Linked DNA regions of Homo sapiens: region 1 is linked to region 2. The links are chromatin loops, found by intact Hi-C in ENCODE. Cell type or tissue: dorsolateral prefrontal cortex. All regions are shown on one strand.

Region 1 (5,000 bases), 160 kb after region 2:
CAGAAGTTCTGCAACAGAAAGGTGAAATAGGTTCTGAATGTTAAGCAGTAAGAGGTTATGAAGAGCATCTCTGCCTGGTAGCACCTCCCAGGTAATTAGCTCCCTAATACTCATCAGGTGAGGGGGATGGCAGAAGAGGGTCCTTCCCACACCCACTCAGTGACATTTTCTCTTCTTTCATCAAAATTGTCCAGGTGGGCCGGGGCACTCTCTGCTTTTGAAAAGCCCCTGGTGCTGGGCACAGTGGCTCACCCCTGTAATCCCAGCACTTTGGGAGGCCGAGGCAGGCGGATCACAAGGTTAGGAGATCGAGACCATCCTGGCTAGCACAGTGAAACCCCGTCTCTACTAAAAATACAAAAAAATTAGCCAGGCGTGGTGGTGGGTGCCTGTAGTCCCAGCTACTCTGGAGGCTGAGGCAGGAGAATGGTGTGAACCCGGGAGGCAGAGTTTGAAATGAGCCGAGATTGCACCACTGTACTCCAGCCTGGGCCACAGAGCGAGACTCCATCTCAAAAAAAGAAAAAAAGAAAAAGCCCCTGGTTAGGGGCCTGAGCTCACCTGCAATCAGTCCCCCAGTTCCAGCTGTTGGGGGAGACAGGCACAGAGACACATGTGTGAGGCTGGCTTTAGACCCTCCTGCCATCCCAGCCACCAGCCAACTGCAGCCACACGAATAAGTCCAGGAGAGCCCAGCCCAAATTGGCCACCCACGGGACCATGAGCAAACAGAAATTTGTTCTAAGCCACTAAGTCTTGGGGTGGTTTGCCATACAGCAATTCATGACTGATACAGTTACCAATGCCCTTTGTTGAGTCCCCACTAGCCATTGCCGGCATCCTGGATGGCAGGACTGAGCCCTCAAATGCTCTGTCCACTCTTACCATCTAGAAGCCGCAGAGCAGGGCGCAGGGTGTGGTAAGGCAGCAGGAACATGGGAGATGGATGGGGTGCTAGGGCCTCCGCCTCCACCCCATTTCTGTCCCTCATATCCCAATGAAATGTGGAGGGAGGTACCTATGGGGACAGAGGTGGCCCAATCTCTGAGCTTTCCCATTTTGAGGGTCAATAGAACATAAAAATGCATCCCACCTGGACGAAGTGGCTCATGCCCATAATCCCAGCACTTTGGGAGGCCAACGCAGAAGGATCACTTAAGCCCAGGAGTTGAAGATCAGCCGGGGCAACATAACAAAACCCCCATTTCTACAAAACATTTTTTAAAAATTAGGCGAGGCGTGCACACCTTTAGTCCCAGGTACTCAGGAGACTGGGGCAGGAGGATCCATTGAGCCCAAGAATTCGAGACTGCAGTGAGCTATGATTGCACCACCACGGCACTCCAGCCTGGGCAACAGTGCAAGACCCTGTCTCAAAAAAAAATAAATAAATAAAAATAAAAATAAAAAATAAAAAAAAGCATCTCTGATTCCAGCAAGGACGAGGAAGGCTGAGATAGCTCTTTAGGAGTCTGTACTTACACAGCCGGTCTCAAAGCAGAATAGGGCAACCAATGATGCATGCAGACAGGTCCCTCTCTGAACTGTTCCCCCTAGACCAGGTGCGCTGGCTCGTACCTGTAATCCCAGCAATTTAGGAGGCCAAGACAGGCGGATCACTTGAGGACAAGAGTTCGAGACCAGCCTGGCCAACATGGCGAAATACTGTCTCTACTAAAAATAGAAAAATTAGCCAAGCGTGGTGGTGCACGCCTGTAATCCCAGCTACTCAGGAGGCTGACGCAGGAGAATTGCTTGAACCCGGGAGGCAGAGGTTGCAGTGAGCTGAGATCGCACCACTGCACTCCAGCCCGGGCGAGAGAGCAAGACTCCATCTTGGAAAAAAAAAAAAAAAGAACTGCTTCCCCTAAATTCCTAATTCTCTCATACAGCTCCTCAGGTCCTCCCTCCCAGGACAGCAGCCCACAGAATGGACATCCCTCTTCTCATCTTTCCCTGATCAAAATGTCCCCATCTTGTGTAGCACTCATTTTAGGCCCTGATCCTCTGTTCTCCATGGTGACAAGCAGATTTTTTTTCCTCAATGAGAATCTCCTCAGTTATGTGCTCGTATTTTAGCAAGGACCTTTGAGAAATATAAGGCCTTTATTCAGAGGACTGACTAATGGTGGAATCTGAGGCACAGAGGCAGGTTGATGCAGAGCTATTTAGGTGCAGGAGAGCCTCAGAGCTCCCATTAAATCATAGCCATGGCTGACCTGATGGAAGAGAATGTATTGTCCTTTCCATGAAAAGTTTTCACCTGCAAACCAGTATGCTGCTGTCAGGAGTAGGGTTATGCCCTTAGGGATGTGCTTACGCCTGGGCAACATAGTGAGACCCCATCCCTACAAAAAATCAAAAAATTAGCCAGGCATGGTGGCATGTACCTGTGGTCCCAGCTACTCGGGAGGCTGAGGCAGGAGGATTGCTTGAGCCCTGGAGGCTGCAGTGAGCTGTGACTATGCCACTGCCACCCCTGTCTGGGAGCAAGACCTTGTCTCAAAAAAAAAAAAAAGAATGTGTTTAGCAAATCACTGCATGCATGGATGGATGGATGGATGAAGCCCAAACAAGAATGGAACAAAAGACCTTGATCTCATCAGCCCTTGACCTCATCCAATCTTCCAAACTCTGGCAGTCCAGGCAGAAGACCAGAGGTCCCCAGCATTCCTTCTTTGAAATGTCAGCTTAGGGCCCACTCCAGGTGCAGATCTAAGAGAGAAGGAAGGCGTCTCCTCCAAGAACTAGTCCTCAGCACCCACTGCCTTGGACCAACAAGCAGCTTCTCCCCAGGGCTGTCCCAGAAACACTGGGGCAGGGGGCAGGGGGTGCTTCCCTGCACCCATTCCATCCCAGACCCCAAGTCCCACAGAAGTGCATGCTTCTGGAAAGAGCCTGAAATAGTTACACGATTCTGTCTCCGTTTCTTTTTCCCCCTCCTGCGCTTAAGTGCCTATTAGGGACAAAGGGACAGGAACAGAGGACAATAACATCTGTTTTTCCAACAAGCTGGTGACAATGCGGATCTGGAGGCGGAGCGTGCATCAGCACTGGGGCCCAGATGCAGCCCTGCAGCTGCAGAAGCAACTGGCACTCCATCATTTATCAGGGAGATCACCCCCCAGTCAGCAGCTCCTCACTCGCTGGCATGTATCCTCACCCAGGGAGCCATCGCTGCTCTCGCTGGATCAGGCTAACCTCTCACTCTTTTTTTTTTTTTTTAAATCTCTGGTGGCTTTCAGGAGGAACCTGGAAGCCACAAGTCCTCCAATCTTAGTCCTGCCGTCTCAAGATTAGGACCAAGGATGGGACACAGAGCATGGCGGGAAAAGCACTGGGTTAGAAGTCAAAGGACTTGGCTTCTCATCCCAGCTCTGCCATCAGCTCTGAGACCTTGGGCTGCTGGGTCTGTTTGGGGACATTGAGAGCAAGCTGTTTAACTTGCTGAAGGAGCCTCAGTTTCCTCATCTATAAAATGGGAGCTATCATACCTCAGTCATGGAATTGCTAAGAGTCTCAAGTGTGGCCGGGCGCAGTGGCTCAAGCCTGTAATCCCAGCACTTTGGGAGGCCGAGGCGGGCGGACACGAGGTCAGGAGATCGAGACCATCCTGGCTAACATGGTGAAACCCTGTCTCTATTTTAAAAATACAAAAAAATTAGCCGGGCATGGTGGCGGGCGCCTGTAGTCCCAGCTACTTGGGAGGCTGAGGCAGGAGAATGGTGTGAACCCGGAAGGCGGAGCTTGCAGTGAGCCAAGATCGCGCCACTCACTGCACTCCAGCCTGGGTGACAGAGTGAGACTCCGTCTCAAAAAATAAATAAAAAATTTAAAAAAAGAGTCTCAAGTGTGAGAACACACATACACGATCCTAAGTTGGCTCAGACACAGAGTGACTGGGAGCAAGGGGGTGAGCCACGGCCGTGTGTGTTTCTGCAGGTGACCTGGAGGCCACTCCTGCCTAAACCTGACTCCAATGCCCAGACATGGCTGAGATGATTTACATCAGTCAGACTGCACAAAGCAAATAGAATCAACCATCCATTCACCAGGCATGGTGACTCACGTCTGTAACCCCAGCATTTTGGGAGGCCGAGGCAGGTGGATCACTTGAGGTCAGGAGTTCGAGACCAGCCTGGTCAACATGGTAAAACCCCGTGTCTACTAAAAATACAAAAATTAGCTGGGTGTGGTGGTGCATGCCTGTAGTACCAGCTACTCGGGAGGCTGAGGTGGGAGGATCACCTGAGCCTGGGGAGGCCGAGGCCTCAGTGAGCGGTGATCTTGCCACTGCACTCCAGCCTGGGCCACAGAGTGAGACCCTGTCTCAAAAAAAAAGACAGAAATTTTGAATAAACAAAAATTTTTTTTTGGCCGGGCGCAGTGGCTCATGCCTGTAATCCCAGCACTTTGAGAGGCCAAGGCTGGTAGATCACTTGAGGTCAGGAGTTCGAGACCAGCCTTGCCAACATGGTGAAACCCTGTCTTACTAAAAATACAAAAATTAGCCAGGCATGGTGGTGGGCGCCTGTAATCCCAGCTACTCAGGAGGCTGTGGCACAAGAATCACTTGAACCCAGGAGGCAGAGGTTGCAGTGAGCCAAGATCACACCACTGCACTCCAGCCTGGGTGACAGAGGGAGACTGTGTCTCAAAAAAAAAAAAATTGTAAAAGTTATTAGATGTCTTCAATGGAAAACCAAGCATTGTTTGGAGCAGAGCCTTCCTGCTATTTGACTCCTGGCTGGGCAACATGGCAAGACTCTGTCTCTACAAAAATTAGGCCGGGCATGGTGGCTCATGCGTATAATCCCAGTACTTTGGAAGGCCAAGATGGGTGGATCACCTGAGGCCAGGAGTTTGAGACCAGCCTGGCCAACATGGTGAAACCCTGTCTCTACTAAAAATATAAAAATTAGCTGGGCATGGTGGCACGCACCTGTAGTCCCAGCTACTCGGGAGGCTGAGGCAGGAGAATCACTTAAACCTGGGAGGCA
Region 2 (5,000 bases):
ATCTGGAGGAGCTGCATTTTCACCCTCCCAGGGGAATCTGCACACCATACTTAGTGTGGTGCTCTCCCTCCCACTTCACAAAATAATTGTTGAACAGATTGTGTTGGAAAGAGAATTCCTGGATTATGGAGTCATGATTCTAAATGGCTGTTTAACTGTGTTTTCCTTCATTTCTTTAAAAAAAAGTTAAAATTTAAGTAAGTGAGTTACATGCAAAGGAAATGAGGAGCACTGCGCCCATCATCCCATGGAGGACAGTATTGAGCACCATGGGAGGAAGAGGCCAGGAGGTATCGTGGCTACTAGCGACTGCCTGCTGGCTTTTTGGACTTGCTCCCCACTTGTCTGGCATAGTATCCTTCATTGTCTGCCCCATCTTATACATGAGAAAAAGAGAGCCCAGAGAGTTCTGGGCCAAGGTCACACAGCATTGGAACTCAAAGACCAGTTGGTCCAACCCCAAAGCCGAGCTTTCCTCCTTCCCGTGCTGAGTTAGAGCATTTTTAGGCTGTCTCCTCTTGAGCCCCACTGATGGCTACTCTAGAGTGACAGAGAAGAACCCAGAGGTCCAGAGAGAAGTGACTCCTAGATCACACAGCTTGCAGCAGAACCAGGATTAGGATTCCTACCTGGAGATGCCAGGCTCTGCCTACTATGGGCAGGGCTCTGCCAGAACTGGGTGGGGAGATAGATGCAGGAGGAATCATGGTCCTCCCCTGCCCCCAGGGAGGTTACAGTCTCAGGGATAAGATGAAGGGCCCCAGCATGGTGACATGCAAGACCACGCCATCTCCTTAGTCCAGGACCACATCTCTAGACCCTGGCTTCCCACAGCACCGACGCTCTGAGCCTCACTTTGGGCCCTGGAGCATGGATCCGGGACACTAGGGAAGCTCTCTCTGCCCCTCAGTGCGTGGCCCTTTGAGGAATCCTTCACGCTGCCAGATTCAAATCACAGCCTCTACAGTTTATCAATCACTAGACCTTGAACAAGTTGCTTAACCACTCCGAGCTTGGTTTGTTCATCTGTAAAATGGAATTAACAATGGCACCCACTTGATAGGATTAATATTGGGATTAAATGAGTTAAGGCAGGTAAAGGGTTTAGAACAGTGGCTGGCATGGGGACACAGGAAGTGCTCAATTATTCTTCATCCGAGAATTCGTTTACTGGGCAAGTATGTGCATCCCATGCTGGGGAGGCAGAGGGGAGCCATGGACCCTGCCTGCCTGGAGCTCGTGTGCTTAGGGCCTGGGGAGGCATGGGAAATGGGTAAAGACCCTTGTGCAGGTGTGAGCTGCAGTGCAGGTGAGCACCGGGCATTTAGGGGCCTGGAGGCCAGGGGTCAGTGACGGCTCCCAGGAGAGACGGCAAAGCTTAATCTTTTTTTTTCTTTTTTTTGAGATAGAATCTCGCTCTGTTGCCCAGGCTGGAGTGCAGTGGTGTGATCTCGGCTCACTGCAACCTCCCCGTCCCGGGTTCAAGCAATTCTCATGCCTCAGCCACCTGAGTAGCTGGGATTACAGGCACCTGCCACCACGCCTGGCTAATTTTTGTATTTTTAGTAGAGATAGGGTTTCGCCATGTTGGCCAGACTGGTCTCTAACTCCTGACCTCAGGTGACCCACCGCCTCAGCCTCACAAAGTACTGGGATCACAGGCATGAGCCACCGCGCCCAGCCAGCAAAGCTTAATCTTGATAGATGAGGGGTCGTATACCAACTGGACAATGGTAGGGTCAGGCATCCAGGGAGGATGACAGCACAGACGGAGGCCCAGAGACCAGGAAGAGCCAGTCACAACTAGGAAGCTGCAGGTGCCCAGGATGGCTGGATGGCTGAGGTGTGACAGGCGGTGATGAGAGATGCCACCAGGAGCCTCAGCAGCTGGGATGCATTGCATTCTGTCCCCAAAAAGAAATGTATTGAACTCCTGACCCCCAGTACCTGTGAATGTGACCTTTATTTGGAAATGGGATCGTTGCAGATGTCATTAGTTAAGATTAGGTCTTACTTAACATTGGTTAAGATTAGGTCCTAATACGACTGGAGTCCTTACAAGAAGGGGAGGGACGCAGGGAAGAGAAGGCTGTGTGAAGACAGAGGCGGAGGCTGGAGCCACACAGGCATGGAATGCCAAGGGTGGCCGCTGCCACCAGGAGCTGGAAGAGGCCAGAGGGAGCTTTCCCTTGGGCCTTCAGAGACAGAATGGCCCTGCTGACACCTTGAGCTTGGACTTTTGGCTTCCGGACCTGCGAGAGAATACATATCTGTTGCTCTAAGCCGCCTGGTGTGTGACACTTTGTTACAGCAGCCTCAGGAAGCTATGTCCATGTAGGAAGGGTGGGCACAGCTGTGCCCAGATAGGGAGGGTCTGGCCATGGTGGCTTCTCTGAGTTCCCCTCAGTGCCCAGTGCTCAGCGGCACTTCACAGAGACCCGGCACCCTGCTCCCTGCTGGCGCCCCCACATCAGCCCTGTCTCTGCCCACAGTGCCCCTTCCTCACGCCTGTGTCCATGGCCCAGATCCTCACTGCAGCCAGCTCGGGGCTCATTGCTGAGAAATACGGCTGGCCTTGAGCTGGTGACGGGGCCCGGCTGGACTGGCATGAATCGTGTTTATCGCAAACAGGAAACAAAGGGAAAAAGGAAACAAAGCCTGGGATGAGGGGAGGGGGGCAGGCGGGAGTGAGGGGGAAGTGGGGGCCAGGCCAGGCGCTGCCCACAGAAAGGCCTATTAATTTCCTGATGTTTGCTCCAGGACCGAACAGCCCAGCGCCTGTTGAGGTTTATCTGTGTGGCTCAGCTGTGGAGCGTGCTGCCTGCCAGCTTCTGGGTGCTTCAGAGATTTGCCAGGCCCAGGAGGGGGCAGGAGGCGCCCGGAGCAGCTTCTGGCCCATCCATGACACCAGCCAGGGCTGCTTTTCAGTGCCAGTCATGGGTGAAATCGAGGTACATTCTGCCTGGTAATGAGGTGCCGCAGGCCTCAGCCAGGGCACAGGAATTGCTCTGCCTGCCTGGCCCAGCAGGTGCCCCCCAGCCCAGACTGACCTGGCCTGAGAAGCCAGTGGGGAGGGGAGTGGGGGTGGAGGATAGTGAAGGCAGAGGGTCAGCAATGAGGGAGTGGAGCTTATTGGGCACCACTGTATACCCAGAACCGCGCTCGCTTTGCTGCGTTGAAATAACAGTGTATTCGTTTCTTAGGGCTGCTGGAACAAGTTAACACAAACAGTAGACAACAGAAATTTATTCTATTACTGTTCTGTAAGCTACAAGTCCAAAGTCAAGGTATGGACAGGGTTGCCTCCTTCTGGAGGCCCTGAGGGAAATTCCGTTCCAGGAGTGTCTCCAGCTTCTGGTGGTGGCAATCGTGGGGTCCCCGGCTTGTAGATGCGTCGCCCCAAGCTCTGTCACATCATCATGTGCTGTTCTCCGTCTGTCTACGTCTGTGTCCAGATTTCTCTCTTATGAAGACAACAGTCATTGGATTCATCCAATGGAGACTGGAGTGCAGTGGCGCGATCTCGGCTCACTGCGATCTCTGCCTCCCAGGTTCAAGTGATTCTCCTGCCTCAGCCTCCTAAGTAGTAGCTGGGATTACAGACATGCACCACCACACCTGGCTAATTTTTGTAATTTTAGTAGAGACAGGGTTTCACCATGTTGGCCAGGCTGGTATTGAACCCTGATCTTAAGTGATCCACCCGTCTCGGCCTCCCAAAGTGCTGGAATTACAGGCGTGAGCCACCGATCCTGGCCCAAAGACCCTGTTTCTAAGTAAGGTCACATTCTCAGGTCCTGGGAAGTTAGGACACCAGCATATCTTTTTGGGGGACACAATTTGACTCTTAAGAAACTATTAACATTTCCTGACGGCTTATTTGCTGCCCAGCACTCTGCTATTCATGAGCTCTCTGATTGGATCGTCATAACAGAAATATGAGGTAGGCACTGTTACTTCCCCATTTTATTGATGAGAAAATTGAGGCTCAGAGACAAGTAGCTAAAATGTGGGCAGGTCCCAAATCGAGATCCAGACCTAGGAAGATATTACACAGAGTCACGCTGTGAGGTGAGGGATATAGAGTATGGCAGTCCGGAGCACTAAGAGCATTTAGTAAAGGCATGCAATGCGGTTGGAGAGGCCATGGTGGCTTCCTGGAGGAGGTGATGCGGAGGCAGAGGCTAGGGGGTCTTCCTGGAGGAGATGCTGCCGTAACAGAGATTTGGAGTGTGAGTAGGAGATTGTCATTTTACAGACAGGGAGACAGAGGCCCAGAGGACGGGAGGACAAGTCCAAGGTCACAGTGTTGAGGGCTGAGTGTGGCGGCTCCAGTCTCTGCATCTTGGGGCAAAACAAGACAGGAGCCCTGGCCCCCACTCTCCCTTCTTCCATCCCTTCCCCATCAAAGGGGTCCTGGTCCAACCCTGTTCCCTAGAGAGTGCCCTGGTGGTCTTGGCCATCCCCCAAAGGTGCTGGGGACATGACAGCAGGGCTGGGGCCCAGCTCTGCCACTTCCTAGCTATGCATCCTCGGGTACCTCTTCACCTCTCTGAGCTGCTTACTGCAACAGCAACTGAACAGGATCAAATAAGATGACAGATGTGAAGGTGGTTTGGAACCTAACACCCAGGAAATGTTGCCACTTCTAAAACACTTGAGATCCAATCACAACCACACCTCTCCCCCGACTCTCGCTGGCACACCCAGCTGCACCCACCACCCACTGTCCTGTGCCATGCTCTCCCTCCCCTCTGGGACTTCGCACAGGCTGTGCCCTGCCAGGAATGTCTTCTCCCTGTTCCTGTCTTCTTTGCAAACTCTCAGCTTTACAACATGCTGGCTGGGTGACCCTGGAGGAGTGATGATGTCTCTAGACCTCCGTTTCCACAAAATGGAGATAACTCACGTGCCTACTTCCTAGGCTGCGGTGCGAATGAGATGAGGTTATGTTCTTAAAGCCTTGAGGGCAGTAGCTGGTATTAGTCTGAGAAAATGGT

What was found. Hi-C counts contacts between places; a loop is a spot of excess contacts. Peaks named below come from ENCODE experiments on the same cell type or tissue, not always from the same donor. Only the 100,000 strongest peaks of a DNase experiment are listed, where the experiment ranks them.
Region 1: a loop joins it to region 2, with 2.9 times the contacts of the local background. A loop is called at or near these places in 1 of 110 quality-filtered maps.

The regions. Positions count from the first base shown.
Region 1 is chr1:11,299,881-11,304,880 of GRCh38, reverse strand. No RefSeq gene overlaps it. Among named protein-coding and RNA genes, the nearest start is that of UBIAD1, 29 kb to the right of the region's middle. In dorsolateral prefrontal cortex, no CTCF peak of the experiment used is centred here; a DNase peak (open chromatin) is centred at 3,080; H3K4me3 peaks cover 646 bases; H3K27ac peaks cover 359 bases.
Region 2 is chr1:11,456,774-11,461,773 of GRCh38, reverse strand. No RefSeq gene overlaps it. Among named protein-coding and RNA genes, the nearest start is that of DISP3, 20 kb to the left of the region's middle. In dorsolateral prefrontal cortex, a CTCF peak has its summit at 2,880 (motif pointing right); a DNase peak (open chromatin) is centred at 2,713; H3K27ac peaks cover 2,221 bases.